Regions from separate parts of the Homo sapiens genome. Here region 2 is linked to region 1. Evidence: read pairs that join two places in POLR2A ChIA-PET (ENCODE). Cell type or tissue: endothelial cell of umbilical vein. All regions are shown on one strand.

Region 1 (8,000 bases):
TTAGAATTTTTTCAAGATGGCTATTAATAGCATCTTCATAAATTGCTGTTTTCTTTTTATCAGCACTTTAATTTTTATTTTTTATTTATGTACTTATTTTTGAGATAGGGTCTCAAATATGCAGCCTCCACCTTCTGGGCTCAAGTGAACCTCCTGCCTTAGTCTCCTGAGTAGCTGGGACTTACAGGTGTGTGCCACCATGCCTGGCTAATTAAAAAAAAAAAATTGGCCGAGCATGGTGGCTCACGACTGTAATCCCAGCACTTTGGGAGGCTAAGGCGGGTGGATGACAAAGTCAGGAGTTCGAGACCAGCCTGACCAACATAGTGAAACCCCGTCTCTACTAAAAAAATTTATTTATTTTTTCTTTGAGACAGAGTCTTACTCTGTCGCCCAGGCTGGAGTGCAGTAGAGCAGTCTCGGCTCACTCTACCTTCTGAGTTCAACTGATTCTCGTGCCTCTGCCTCCCAAGTAGCTGGGATTACAGGCATGTGCCACCACGCCCAGCTAATTTTGTATTTTTAGTAGAGATGGGGGTTTCACTATGTTGGTCAGGCTGGTCTTGAACTCCTGACCTCAGGTGATCCACCCACCTTGGCCTCCCAAAGTGCTGGGATTACAGGTGTGAGGCACTGCACCTGGCCTGACATGTACATTTTCAAGAAAAAGCTAGATCCATTCAGAAAGGTTTTACCCATTTATTCATCAGGGTTAGGTTTGTGCTTGTTTGCAAGTATCTTTGTTCACAGTGGGTGTTAATTAAAAATAAATGCCAACATATAGGTAAAAATGGGCATATTACAGTTTAATTTGCAATTTTTTGATTGTAGTTGATGTTGGAATAGTGATATGGAAATTGAAAATGTGAATTAGTTTATTTACTTTTTTAGAGATGAGGTATCACTATGTTGCCCAGGCTAGTCTCGAACTCCTGGGGTTAAGCGATCCTCCAACCTCCACCTCTCAGTGCTGGGATTACAGGCGTTAGTTACTGTGCCCAGCTCTGACTTCTTTTTATTAATTGCTTTTTAATATTTTTTGAGCATTTCCCAGTATTTCTTTTATTGTTTTGTAAAAGCCTGTTTGCATGCAGGAAATTATTTTTCATATTTGCTTTTTAATTTTGTATTTTTTTGGTGAGAATTGTGTGTGTTGGTTTCTTTCATGTTTTTCTTAAATAAATTGGCAATTTTTTTGAACTTATTAGTGGTAGTCTTAGTCTTTAGGCATGCTATTGGAGTGCTTTTAAAAAGTTGTTATGGCTGGGTGCAGTGGCTCATGCCTGTAATCCCAGCACTTTGGGAGGCCAAGGCGGGCGGATCACCTGAGGTGGGGAGTTCGAGACCAGCCTGACCAACATGGAGAAACCCCGCCTCTACTAAAAATACAAAATTAGCCGGGCGTGGTGGCACATGCCTGTAATCCCAGCTACTAGGGAGGCTGAGGCAGGAGAATCGCTTGAACCTGGGAGGTGGAGGTTGAGGTGAACTGAGATTGCACCATTGCGCTCCAGCCTGGGCAACAAGAGTGAAACTCCGTCTCAAATTAAAAAAAAAAAAAAAAAGTCCTTATTTTAGAGTCCAGGTGCGGTGGCTTACGCCTGTAATGCCAGCACTTTGGGAGGCTGAGGTGGGTGGATCATGAGGTCAGGAGATAGAGGCCATCCTGGCTAACACAGTGAAACCCCATCTCTACTAAAAATACAAAAAATTAGCCGGGCGTGGTGGCAGGCGCCTGTAGTCCCAGCTGTTGGGGAGCCTGAGGCAGGAGAATGGTGTGAACCCGGAAGGTGGAGCTTGCAGTGAGCCGAGATTGCGCCACTGCACTCCAGACTGGGAGAGAGAGCGAGACTCCTCAAAAAAAAAAAAAAGTTGTTTTAGGCCGGGCGTGGTGGTTTACGTTTGTAATCCCAGCACTTTAGGAGGCCAAGGTGGGAGGATCACCTGAGGTCAGAAGTTCGAGACCAGCCCGGACAACATGGTGAAACCCCATCTCTACTAAAAATACAAAAATTAGCTGGGCATGGTGGCAAGCGCCTGTAATCCCAGCTACTCCAGAGGCTGAGGCTGGAGAATCACTTGAACCCTGGAGGCGGAGGTGGCAGTGAGCCGAGATCGCGCCATTGCACTCCAGCCTGGGTGAAAAGAGTGAAACTCCGTCTCAAAAAAAAAAAAAAAGTTGTTTTAAATGGGCGGTTTTTTTTTTTTTTTTTTTTTTGAGATGGATTCTTGCTCTGTTCCCCGGGCTGGAGTGCAGTGGCTCACTGCAAGCTCCGCCTTCCGGGTTCATGGTATTCTCCTGCCTCAGCCTCTGTAGTAACTGGGACTACAGGCGCCCGCCACCATGCCCGGCTAATTTTTTTTTGTATTTTTAATAGAGACGGGGTTTCACCGTGTTAGCCAGGATGTTCTCGATCTCCTGACCTCGTGATCTGCCCGCCTTGGCCTCCCAAAGTGCTGAGATTATAGGCATGAGCCACCGCGCCCGGCCTTAAATTGTTAATCATATATTGATTGTTTATTCGTATCTCTTTTTATTGTCGGAGAGTGGGCATCTGTTTCAGTGCCTAGTAGCGTGGTAGAAGAAAAGCAAGCTTAGAAGCTAGGTTCAGATCTCTACAAATAAGTTTTAGTTTCTTAAAACCTAAAAAAAAACCTACCTGAAAAGTTCTAAGATTAAAAGATAATGTCTTGGCTGTGTGCGGTGGCTCGTGCCTTTAATCCCAGCACTTTGGGAGGCTGAGGCTGCAGGATGGAGCTGAGCCTGGGCGACATAGTGAGACTCTGTTGCTAAAAAAAATAATAATAGTAATAAAGATAATGTCTTAAAGTGTTTGGCATGTACTAAGTGCACAAAGTTATCATCTCTTCTCTTGAGGGTAGGACATGAAGGGGCTGGGGTTAGTTTTCTTTTGGGACTAGAGGCCGGAATGGGACAGGCAAATAGAGGACCATACTTAGACAAATAATTAGCTTTTTTCCCTTGATAGTTTTAGTTGACATACTGTGTACCTACCTTATAAAAGGGCTTTTGAGCTGCTTATAGTGAATACCTACAAAAAATAATGTAGACAGATGCTTGTTCTAAGCTTTCACGTAGATCATAGAGACTTTATGCATATTTGTGAGTTAAGTTTATCGTTAAGCTTATATGTTCTGAAGTAGAAATTGCCGTGTGCTAGAGTTGTTGAGGAATACTTCATGGAAGAGGGAGGCTTTGTCGTGCTTTGAAGAATGGGTAGATCTTAGAGAGCAAAGTGTAGGCTATGCCACTGGTTTGAAGATAAAAAAGATAGGCAGTATTTTGGTAACTTTTTATGACATAATTTAAACATTTGACCCTGATTTCTGAGAATTTTCAATCTAAAAGAGATGCTTAAAAAATACTTAAAAGCAATTAGATAGAGGCAACTGAAAGACCAAATGGTATTAGAGTATGTTTAATAAAAAAAGGAATGGGGCTATTTTCCTGTAGCCAAATAGAGCAAATAATTGGTTTAAGTAACTGGATAATTCCTGGAAAAATTATCTGAGGAGCTCAAAATGCAACTTAAAAACTGTGCTAACATCTCCTTCCTTCATCCTGTTTTTGAGCGTGTGTGTTTATTTACTACAAGGAATCCTGTCATGTACCCTCAAATTGCCAAACTAAGAGGGGACAAAAGGAGAGTATAGTGCGAAGCTCTGACTTTATCTTTGTTTTTTTTTTTTTTTTCAAATTAGTCACATTTTATCTAGTTGGAGGGGTGTTTATTTGTCTCCTTTTGGCACCATTCCCTTCTTTTCACGGCTGCTCTTGTAGTAGGAATTTTGTCTGTATTGAGCCAAGTCTGGAATTTGAGTGAATACTTACCTCTTTTTTTTTGAGACAGAGTTTAGCTCTTGTCGCCCAGGCTGGAGTGCAATGGCGCGATCTTGGCTCACTGCAACCTCTGCTTCCCAGATTCAAACCATTCTCCTGCCTCAGCCTCCCGAGTAACTGGGATTTTAGGTACACACCACCACACCTGGCGAATTTTTTTCTTTTTGAGATGGAGTCTCATTCTGTCACCCAGGAATGATCTCTGCTCACTACAACCTCTGCTTCCAGGGTTCAAGTGATTCTCCTGCCTCAGCCTCCCAAGTAGCTACTCCCAAGGGACTACAGGTACCCGCCCTCACGCCTGGCTAATTTTTTTGTATTTTTAGTAGAGATGGGGTTTCACTATGTTGGGCAGGCTGGTCTCGAACTCCTGACCTCGTGATTCACCCACCTTGGCCTCCGAAAGTGCTAAGATTACAGGTGTGAGTCACTGCTCCTGGCCAATTTTTTGTATTTTTAGTAGAGACAGGGTTTCACCATGTTGCCAAGGCTGGCCTTGAACTCCTGACCTCAGGTGTTCTGCCTGCCTCGGCCTCCCAAAGTGCTGGGATTACAGGTGTGAGCCACTGTGCCCGGCCTTCTCTTTTTTTAAACTGCTGCTGTAACAGTCATCTGAGGTAGAGAGATGTGGCAGAATGGAACTTAGTGTCTAAATTTCCAGAGTATTGGCTTAAAGCTTTTTGAAATTTGTCATAGTAGCCCTATTCGATCTAAGTGTCTATTCTAAATTTAAATATTCTAAATTTGTGTGTGTGTGTATTTGTGTGTGTGTGTGTGTGTGTATTTGTGTGTGTGTGTGTGTGTGTGTGTGTGTGTATGATTCCCTTGCTAACTGGCTATCCCAAATTTCAGAGTTCTTTTATGGCTTGATACTTTACAACTCTTAAAGTAATTTTTTTTTTTTTTTGAGACGGAGTCTCGCTCTGTACCCCAGGCTGGAGTGCAGTGGCGTGATCTCAGCTCACTGCAAGCTCCGCCTCCCGGGTTCACGCCATTCTCCTGCCTCAGCCTCCCTAGTAGCTGGGACTACAGGCGTGTGCCACCACGCATGGCTAATTTTTTGTATTTTTAGTAGAGACGGAGTTTCACCGTGTTAGCCAGGATGGTCTCAATCTCCTGACCTCGTGATCCACCCGCCTCAGCCTCCCAAAGTGCTGGGATTACAGGCGCAAGCCACTGTGCCTAGCCAACAAAGTTATTTTTTGAGCCTAAAAGAGAATTCTTAAACTATATGCCTGAGTCAAGGAAACCTTCTGTGTTTTCGATTAATTCTTGATCCGTGTGCTACAAAATCTTGGAGCTCTTAGAGTCATTGTACTAAAAATACTTCCGGAAATAGGAATGTAGTACATTGTCGTTTTATAAGGCATGTAAGAAAAGTGAGTGTTTCATATAACAAATATGGAATAATTTGGCCTAAGGCCACAGAGAATGATGTTTAAGAACTAGCTCTTCCATTTTTACTGTCACCTCTTGACTTTGGGCTTCTCACTTTATATTCGGGCTCTTGAAATTGCCTTATATCTGATTTGCGCATTACACTTCTTACTCATCACTTTGAGTTTATCTCTGCAACACAGCTTTGACTCTCTCTCCTCTGCTCTGAAATTGTCAGTGGTATTCCTCAGGGTTGATGTCCAACATTCTCAGACTATACTTTTATTTTTATTTTATTTTATTTTATTTTTTGAGATGGAGTCTCACTCTGTTGCCCAGGCTGGAGTGCAGTGGTACAATCTCGGCTCACTGCAACCTCTGCCTCCCGGGTTCAAGTGATTCTTCTGCCTCAGCCTCCTGAGTAGCTGGTATTACAGGCATCCGCCACCACGCCCGGGTAATTTTTGTATTTTTAGTAGAGACAGGGTTTCACCATGTTGGTCAGGCTGGTCTCCAACTCCTGACCTCATGATCTGCCTGCCTTGGCCTCCCAAAGTGCTGGGATTACAGGCGTGAGCCACTGTGCCCGGCCTAGACTACATTTTTAAAGTTAGCCTTAATCTGATCCTCAGGGCTTAAGAGGTGCAGCCGTCTTCAGAATGTCTTTATTGATAACCCTAGTTTAGATAATCCAAAAAGGGCTACTTTTGTACTCAAATAGCATTTCCTTTATTTTACAGTATCCTTTTATACTTTTTGTGTTAGAACCGTTAAGAGTAAAGACTGTTATTATTGAATTATACTTCTGTCTAGTATAGTGCCTTGCTCTCTAGTTACCAGTGTGAAGTAGGTAGGATGGGAGGTCTTCCTCGTAATTCATGACAGATTGGATAGTAGGTGTCCTGAGAATTGTTGGAGTTGGTGAATAGGAAACAGTGAGTTACACATTTACTTATATTTAAATATATGTGCTTATCTTGCCAAAGATGGGCAAATATACTTTTATTGCATCTTATATTTTAAAGGTATGCAATTTAATACTTGCCCTTCTAGAAAGTTTATGAAGAAAAAATTGTTCCCCAAATATTGGGAGACTGTGTAAATGATTTGCTGACTGTATAAATACATATTAACTAGGGAATTTTTGGAAAAATAGCTGTATGCCAAGATTTGTTATAAAGATGATAAATAACCCCCCCCCCCACCTTTTTAATAAACAACTTGTATTTTTGGTAGCTTTTTTCAGGTTTCTAGAAGTACTGAGCATATAAGAATTCAGATCTGAGTTTATTCAGCAGACATGCTCATTTGATAATAAAGATGCTAACAGTTTGGCTTAGTTGGAGGATGATGCATTTTGACAATTAGAAAGACCTGGTTGTGCATCCTCAGTTGATTACTTACAAAATGTGTATCCTCGCAGATTGCTTTATCTGAGCTTCAGTGTACTCCTTTATGGAAACAAGGAAACTCATAGCTACTCCACAAAGTGATTTTGAGGTTTAAAGAGATAATAGGCACATAGTCGGCACTCTGTGTTTTTCACTCTTCTGTAGTAAAAGCTACAACACCTAAAATTATTTCATACAGTGAATTATTTTGAGGGATGAGAAAGTTACTAATAATGTTTTCCTCTTTTCCTCCAGATGTCCATGTCTTTCAGTTCTTTGCTCAAATGTCATCTTGTAGGAGAAGTTATCTGTGACTACTGTCTTCAATGACAACTCCTGCCTCCATTTCCCTTGGCTCGCTTTACTTTTCTCTGTAGCACTTAACACTAGCTGACATCACACATATGTTTTCTATTGCTCTGTCTTTAGGATGTAAACTCCTAAGGGCAGGATTTTTGTTGTTGTTCTTAATTTTGTTTTACTACTGAATCTGTAGTTCTCAGAACTGTGTTGTAGGTGTTCAGTGACTATTGAAAGAATAAAGATTTATGCACCTCCAGTTCTAGACCTTTCACCCCTTGTGTCAGAATTAGCATGGTGCTGGTTAGTGGGGTGCTTGTTAAAAATGTAGATTTCTGGACTCCATGGATCAGCTGAATCAGACTCTGGAGGTGGGGTCTAAGAATCTGTATTCTGAGCCAGTTACCCAGATGGTTCTTAAACTCTAGTGGGTGTGAGACTCACTGTTGTACGGTGTGGCTGTGGCTAATTAAATATTGACAGTATTAACTCAGTCATAGGCCCATGATAAATAATTGAATTACAAATGTGTTGACCATTCTTTAGTAAGCAGTTTTTTGCCCCGTGATATGTCTGGTAAGGAAGGGTTATGTGTATTTGTAATTGTGATTATTTTGGTTGCTCTAGTTTTTTCCTAAACATCTAGTTTAATCTGGAACTTTAGGGAGCTAGAAATCTCAAATACCAGATGTTAGCGAATCCACCTTTCCCAAGCAAAAACAAGCCCTTTAAACCTATTCTTATTCTGCGCTTGTAGTTTTTTACTCATAAGAGTCGATTAGCTAATACTAGGGATTTATTTTAAATGATAAGCATCATTATGTGGACTGATTTGAGTCTCCTTTCTATGGCTGTATCACTGGGGAACAGTGATTGATCTGTTTAAGAATTATCCTATAACATCGAATAGCAGTTTGGTATAGTGGAAACAGCATGGGTTTAAAAGATAGAAATCTTGATGCATGCATTACCTTTTAACTGTAGAATCTTAAATAATTTTTAAAAAAACATCTTCGAAGATCCACATTTCCTCTCTGTGAAATGGGACTAATAGCTAAGTTACTGGGTTG
Region 2 (8,000 bases), 250 kb before region 1:
CAGCTAATTTTTGTATTTTTAGTAGAGACGGGGTTTTGCCATGTTGGCCAGGCTGGTCTTGAACTCCTGACCTCACGTGATCCACCCGCCTCAGCTTCCCACAGTGCTGGGATTATGGGAGTGAGCCACTGTGCCAGAGAAATTTTTTAAAATGGTGTGTGTGTGTTTTTTTTTTTTTTGAGATGGAGTCTCGCTCTGTCGCCCAGGCTAGAGTGCAGTAGCGTGATCTCGGCTCACCACAACCTCCGCCTCCCAGGTTCACCCCATTCTCCTGCCTCAGCTTCCCGAGTAGCTGGGACTACAGGCTCCCGCCACCAGGCCCGACTAATTTTTTGTATTTTTAGTGGAGACAGGGTTTCACCATGTTAGCCAGGATGTTCTTGATCTCCTGACCTCATGATCTGCCTGCCTCGGCCTCCCAAAGTGCTGGGATTATAGGCGTGAGCCACCACGCCCGGCCTAAATGGAGTTTTTAAACTGTTCTACACTAGAGGATGAACAGCCTGCTTTCTGTAGACCTCCTGATTACGTTATCCTTGATCTTATATACATTAGACTCTGGTTGGAGAGAAAAATACACACACACGCCAAACAGATTCCATTATTCTCAGTTTAGAAAAAAAACCTCATTAAATTTGTAGGTAGTACCTTAGTGATAGTGCTGATAGGAGGTGAACTAAATTCAAGAATGTCTGTTGAATCCATTACCTGCACTGAAAAAAAAAAAACCGGGATTTTACGCTTATACAGGGCCATTTTGACCTGGCTACATCAAAATGGCTGCTTAAAAATGTCCTGCTTCAGACTTGTGTTGTATTCGGTCTTGCAAACACATCCTATCCTGACCACCTCACTCCCTGCTCCTTAAAACTATACCCTAAAGAACACAGGAGCATTTGCCTGTGACACAGATCAGGAAGAATCCATTCACAAACAACCATAACAATATGCTTTTTACACATACTAGGAGCAGAGGTAAAGCCTATGCAAATTATTTTTCTTCATCATATCTTTTAGGTATAATTTTAAAATTCTAGACATTCAACGATCTGCAGGTGATTGGTAATACTATTTTGCTGGCTGCACAATGTGAAAATACTATAGCATATAATGAGAAGTAGGGAACAATTCTATCTTTTGTGGTCAAGGCCCTCACATGTCAGACATGTTGTGGTTTTCTTCTGCAAAAGAAGCGGGAGGTGGAATAGGGAAGTAAGGAGAAAAGGGAAATGACTGAAGAGATTCAGTCATTCATTCAACAAATACTCATTGAGCCCTACTGTGTTCCAGCACTATTCCAGGCACTGTTAATAGAAGCAAAACAAAGATCTCTGCATTTGGAATTCTAACTGGAATAAGGTTATACCGGACATGAGTATGGGAACTGTTGGTGCATAATGATGTGTAATGTTCTCATTTGAGTCTATAGTATACTTCTTATAGCTACGTTGGAACATACCGTAGATATTAAATGCAAATATTCACCTATGAGAATTCTTTTTTTGAGACGGAGTCTCGCTCTGTCGCCCAGGCCGGACTGCAGTGGCGCTATCTGGGCTCACTGCAAGCTCCATCTCCTGGGTTCACGCCATTCTCCTGCCTCAGCCTTCCGAGTAGCTGGGACTACAAGCGCCCGCCACCGCGCCCAGCTAATTTTTTTGTATTTTTAGTAGAGACGGGGTTTCACCGTGTTAGCCAGGATGGTCTTGATCTCCTGACCTCGTGATCCGCCCACCTCGGCCTCCCAAAGTGCTGGGATTACAGGCGTGAGCCACCGCGCCCTGCCGAGAATTCTTACAGCAATTGTGGTGGTGCTGTTCTTGATGCCATTGGTGAGCCAACATTTACCACATACAAGAAGGTGTGTAGAAACCCAAAACTGAAATTAGAGGTAGGAAATATGGCTGGAAAATGTTATAGAAATGCCATATATATATTTTTTTTTCAATTTTGTGAGCATTTATTTGTTAATTTCTAAAGTTCTCGCTCCCTTTAAAATATGTCCCTTCTTCCCCCCCAACTTTTATTCCAGCTGCAGGGGGTATATGTGCAGGTTTTATACATGGGTAAATTGCATGTCACAGGGGTTTGGTGTTCAGATTATTTTCTCACCCAAGTAATAAGCATAGTACTCGACAGGTAGTTTTTTGATCCTCACCCTCCTCCCACTCTTCACCCTCGAGGAGGCTCCAGTGTCTGTTGTTCCTTTATTTATGTCCATGTATACTTAATGTTTAACTCCCACTTCTAAGTGAAAACATGCAGTATTTGGTTTTCTGTTCCTGAGTTAATTTGCTTAGGATAATGGTGTCCAGCTCCATCCATGTTGCTGCAAAAGACATGATTGCATTCTTTTTTATGGCTGCATAGTATTCCAGGGTGTATATTACCACATTTTCTTTAACCAGTCCACCACTGATGGTCATCTAGGTTGAATTCCATCTCTTTATAGCCTCATATTTTTGTGGTACTGTGGCTTCTTCCTGGTCTTTGTTACAGGAAAGACATTTAAGTGATGTCAGCTATAAAAAGGCTAAAGTTTGTCATCTGAAAGATAAAACACCAGAATCTCTACCTTTAGTTTCATCAACATTTTCCAGGTCTTTCTTCTATATCACCACCTAAAAATCACTTATGATCTTATGAAAGTATAAATTCCAGAGAACAACAATTTGTTTTGAAGACTGTGATAGACACTGCTAGTTACCTGTTTAGTGACCATTTCCCACTTCTTTCTTGTTGAGATAATTCTAATTTTATTAGGGCAGCAATGGCAGTTCCTGGTATAGATACGAACTTTTCCAGCCAAATCGGGGGCCACGTGACATGGTTCTGGCCAATAAGATGATACAATAAAGAAAGATATAGTTGGTACCATCTTTGCCTTCTTTTTTCCCTCTGTGGCCTTGAACAATATATATGTGATTCCTGAAACTGCAACAGCTATCTTGGACCCTGAAGAAAAGAGTGGAAAATTACAGAGGTGCCATTTCTGCCACGATTGAGATATTGAATCAATGCCTGCAGCTGCTACCTCCAACTCCTTGTTATGTCACAAAAATAAACGGCTGTTTGTTTAAGCCATTGTAGTCTGGTTTTCTGTTACTTGTAGTTGAATGTTATCCTTGGCGATATGAGACTGTAGCCATAGCAGCACTAACTCTGTTGATCAAACAGCTTCACAAACAGTGATTGTAACTTGACTTTACTCTTTCCAGGGTCAAGAACTCTCTGGTTTCTAACATCTGAATTCCATTTTTCTCTGTTTATTTTGGTATTTGTGTTTCATGTTGCAGACCGTTTTGAAATGTCTGGGATCCTTGGCTGGCTATTATTTTTAAGAGTGCCTCCTAAAAAGCCTCTTTGGAAACTCTGGGTGCATTGGCAATGTGTGTTGCCTAAAGGGCTTTTCTGTAGGATGATTAGATGGTGGACCAGCTTTATTATTGGGGAACCCTGTAATGTCAGAGCCTGAAGGCCTTTTCTCTCGGACTATCCAGTTTCTCCAGAGGATTGATTAGGTTTGGTGGTGGTGGGGCACGGGGTGGGGGTAGGTACATGCTTGGTTACTGGCATTTTGAGAGCAGGAAAGGGACATGCCTGACATGTTCACAGTTCGGTACATAGTCTCTTACATGAAACTACAGTTTTCAGGTCTGTAACTCATTTTGTCCTGCATGTAGCTTAATCTTCAAGTTCAGAGACTGCTGGGTTAATCAGAATATGAACCTCCATTCTCTTTTGGGGTAGTGAGCAGAGAGGGGTCTGGCTGCTTGAGAGTTGTTGAGGAGACTGGAAGTCCAACCATTTCCCACACATGTAGCCCTCCAATCTTAATAATCTTGGAGTCACAGCTTCACTTCTACCTTCTGTGGCTCTTGCTGCCTGCAAGCACTGAGACTCTTTACAGCTCATTACTCATTGAAATTCCCCGCCAAGATGCTTAGATTTCCACTTCCTCTATCCTATTAAGTCATTTTTACTTCTCCATTCACTTTCCATCTTCCCTAAGTTTGTTGAATATTCTTTGTTCTTGTTTCTTCTCCAACTTGTGGCTGGGGGCTAAAACCTCTTTTCTGTGTATTCCTTTACTATTGTGTCACTGGTGTTTGGGAGGAGGCACAGAAGTGTGGTCACTCTACCATGTTTTCCTTCCTTTTTCTAGTTAACTTTATTTTGAATCCCAGAATGTACGGTAGTGAGCATTTATCCTAGTCTGTTTTATGTTGCTGTAATGGAATATAACAGACTAGGTAATTTATAAAGAAAATGAATTTATTTCTTATAGTTCTGAAGGCTGAGAAGTCCAATGTTGGGGGGTCTGCATCTTATGAGGGCCTTCTTGCTGTGTTATAACCATGGCAGAAGGGCAAGCAAGCACACAGGACAAACAGACAGGATGGGGGCCAAACTTATCTATTTATCAGGAGCCCACTCCTGAGATAACATTTTTTTCAGGGCCTAATCATATCTTAAAGACTCCACCTCTTAATACTGTTACAATGGCAAATTAAGTTTCCAACACATGAATATTGGGAAACAGATTCAAACCATAGTAGCATCCCAATAGTTGGCTGTAGGAATGAAAACCCCTGAGAAGAATTGAATAGTTCAGCGGATTGTGGCAGGAGCTCAAATCACTTATTGGTGAAAGAAATCCTACCCAAACAGGTAGGATTACAAAAGAGGAATTCCAAAAGAGGAATTTATTGGTTCACTAAAGTGGGTGGTTCAAGTTGAATGGACACTTTTGATCTAAAGGAGAAATTCAGAGCGTGAATCTATTATGTAGGAGGAAGAAAAGCTCCTTAGGTTAGTTAGTAGAAGTAAAATGAGTTAAATCAGTAAATTCAGGGCAAAGTGAACCTGTCAGCCAGAAGTTTTAGAAAGGGAGAGAAAGCAAGGACACAAATTGGCAGAAATTGCAGAATGTTTATGTGAAAACAAATGCAAAGGGAGCCAAGAATCCATGGGAATTTCACCTGGTATGATTCAAGTTCCATTCAAGTTGTGGTGTGCTGTTTGCTCCCCTTCCAGTTCTGACAATAGCACACCCTCTTTATGATAATGACAAAGACCACATTGAATAAAGTCAACAACAATTAGGGGCAAAACTATAGGTGGTCTAGCTAACTGAACCTTGGGGGACTATCTGGAGTGGAGCTTTGAAAGTGATTTGTGCCACCGATAAAATAATAATATTGGCTGGGTGCACCGTGCCTGACACCTGTAATCCCAGCACTTTGGGAGGTCAAGGTGGGCTGATTGCATGAGCTCAGGAGTTTGAGACCAGCCTGGGCAACATGATGAAACCCTGCCTCTACAAAAAATACAAAAAAATTAGCCAGGCAAGGTGGTGTGCACCTGTAGTCCCAGCTATTTGGCGGGCTGAGGTGGGAAGATCACTTGCACCCAGGAGGTGGAGGCTGCAGTGAGCCGAGATCCTGCCACTGCACTCCAGCCTGGGCAACAAAGTGAGACCCTGTCTAAAATAAAATAAAATAAAATAAATAGAAGAATAATATCAGAAGGAAAACAATTTATGTTACATAAAAAGGTTTAGTTAGACTCTGCAGGCTTGATAGTGATTGTAGGTACTTCCAACTGTTGTCTCTCGCCCTGACTTTGGTCAAAGTTAACAAAGACAGTGAATTGTGTGTTTGTGTATTCTTATTGTCCCACCAGTTGTTTTGTTGGCACCACTGCCTGGAAGAAACCCCAGGAACCCAGAACTGGGAAATGCTGGGAGTCTCTACTCCTGATGACCTTGGGAAACTGGTCTGGATTGGAGCAATGAAGCCTACTGTTCCTGAGTGGATGGTAGGAGAAAAAAAGAGTCAATGTGGAACCAGCTTCAGACAGAACTGGGATCCAGGGGCTCAGATGATGTCTTTAGGGCTGTTTTTCTGTCTCCTAGCTCTGCTTACCTCTTGCAGCTTCATTCTGAGCTTCTCCAATCCCAGGCTCCTATGTTCTTAGCTTAGTAAATCTGGTAAAAAGAGCCAGTCTTTCCCAATAGCTCTGACAAAAAACTCCTGGGGTTGATTCTGATATGTTCTACTTGGTCACATATATCTCTCTGGAACAACCAAGCAGACTAGGGAAATGGGGAACTCTGGTTGGCTTTGTCGGGTCACTTGCCTACTCTTGTGATGATGGCTGTGTAGCCCCAAGTGAGAGTTCAGCTCCAGCTGAGACACATGGATCGGGTTCCTCACAGGAAAGAGAGTTCTATCATAAGAAGGAGGAACCTGGCTATTAAAAATGAGAGCTGTCCATTACAGGTTCACTTACCACCGATGGATTAGAATCTTGCCCTTGTGTGCTGGCTAGCATAGCCCCTAACACAGATCACCTCATTCAATATAAAACATTCTAAACTTTCAGAATGGACACAGAACTGATTTGTTCTATGTAGCTTTAAGTGAACTTTAATTCAGAGTAATGATCATAGTACCTGCAGAAGTGATGCTATTACACTGTTACTTCATAGCTTCATAATATTAACTTGACAATCTGGTAACTGTGACCACGGCAGTGGCCAATGGTGGAGGAATACTTTTAGAGTCGGGGATGTGTCTCTATTGGTTTGCAGTGCCCAGCCTACTTTGAGCTAGGCTTCATCTCACTGTCCTTCATTATCAAAAGTTTTTGATCCACTTATTGGAATTTTTTGTCCATTGAAAAATAATGTAATGATGACTGCTTATGTAAATTTTACCTAAAAATGTCTACCTATGAGAAAATAGAATTTGCTTTACATCTTATTTATAGCGAACTTTTATGAAATACTTATTTTTAAAGTGAGGGACACCTGTGAAATATAAAACTGGGAATTGGTGGTGTATTTTTTTTTTTGTAAATCAGAGGTAGTTGGAATGTTCCCATACCTAGTCAACCCATGGAAACCAAAAAAAGTCATAATAACACTAAATGCCTAACTGAAAGGTTTCAATAACTTCCCCTCACAAAATCTCCACCAGTTAATCTGGGAGTTGTGAGCAAGTTTCCTGTATGTCCTTAGGAACAAGTCTGCTCATGTTCCTATGAAGGTCCAGTCTCCTGGCAGAAGTCCCTTGTTCCAAATCTGTTGGATGGAGGCGCTGGCCCTGTTGATGGGGCCCTTCCTGTAATTTCTGATTTTCTGCTGCCCTGTGCTTCACAGCACTTGGTGGACTGCTTTGCTCCCACTGTGTAGAAATGAAGGCAACGCCTCCAGCCCACTCTACCCTTTATTACCTGGGTCTCAGTGCTGTACATGCTGAATCTGACAATATGGCATGAGAAAGTTCCTTTGTCTTCTAACACTGATCTTCATAAAGACCTAATTGGGTCCACAGGACCAAACGGGTTGGGGTAGAGTAAAGGTGGAAGAGCCGAGAGGCCATGTTTTTCTCTCCACTCTCTTGAGATTCTTGCTCATAGCCTTTTACCTTTTCCTTTCTTCCTCAGCCTCCAAATTCCCCCAAGCCTCCAGGCATAGCTCTCCAAGTCAAGCATCAAATACCCCTGCACTTATTTATGGAATCACATATATGCCTCAGAACAGGAAAGGGTGATTGTCAACCATCTACATCTGCCTCTCTGGCAAGGTTTAGGCACTGGGTTACCCACTTCTCAGATATATTGCTTTGTAGAATAATATTATTGAGACTTTCTAAAACAGTTTAAAATCACCTGTTCTACCGGAGCAAGGAATAGAATGGCCATTTGAATATTGACAATTTTATTCTTTCCCAACCCTACAGTGTTAGAGTAGCCTACACTCTTTGTTCTATATTACCTACTTATGTTACTCAGCACATGTTCACAACTGAAGCTCTATTTCTTGTGCTCAAATTCACTAAATGAGAGAATGAACACGGTAGAACATTCTGCGAATGTTAGACGCTGTAATCCTTAATACATTTTTAAAAATAAAATTGAGAATTGTCAAAATATTTTAAGTAACTTTCCCATTGACGCCAAACATACATTAAATTCTTACTCAAATCCAGTGT

Evidence for each region. ChIA-PET counts read pairs that join two places held together with the same protein. Peaks named below come from ENCODE experiments on the same cell type or tissue, not always from the same donor. Only the 100,000 strongest peaks of a DNase experiment are listed, where the experiment ranks them.
Region 2: POLR2A ChIA-PET joins it to region 1 with 8 read pairs; 2 of 35 experiments call an interaction of 5 or more read pairs at or near these places.

What each region holds. Positions count from the first base shown.
Region 1 is chr2:38,361,813-38,369,812 of GRCh38, reverse strand. All of the region lies in intron 1 of ATL2 (atlastin GTPase 2), which reads left to right. Among named protein-coding and RNA genes, the nearest start is that of ATL2, 11 kb to the left of the region's middle. In endothelial cell of umbilical vein, no CTCF peak of the experiment used is centred here; a DNase peak (open chromatin) is centred at 3,762.
Region 2 is chr2:38,615,609-38,623,608 of GRCh38, reverse strand. No RefSeq gene overlaps it. Among named protein-coding and RNA genes, the nearest start is that of HNRNPLL, 17 kb to the right of the region's middle. In endothelial cell of umbilical vein, no CTCF peak of the experiment used is centred here; a DNase peak (open chromatin) is centred at 3,128; H3K27me3 peaks cover 149 bases.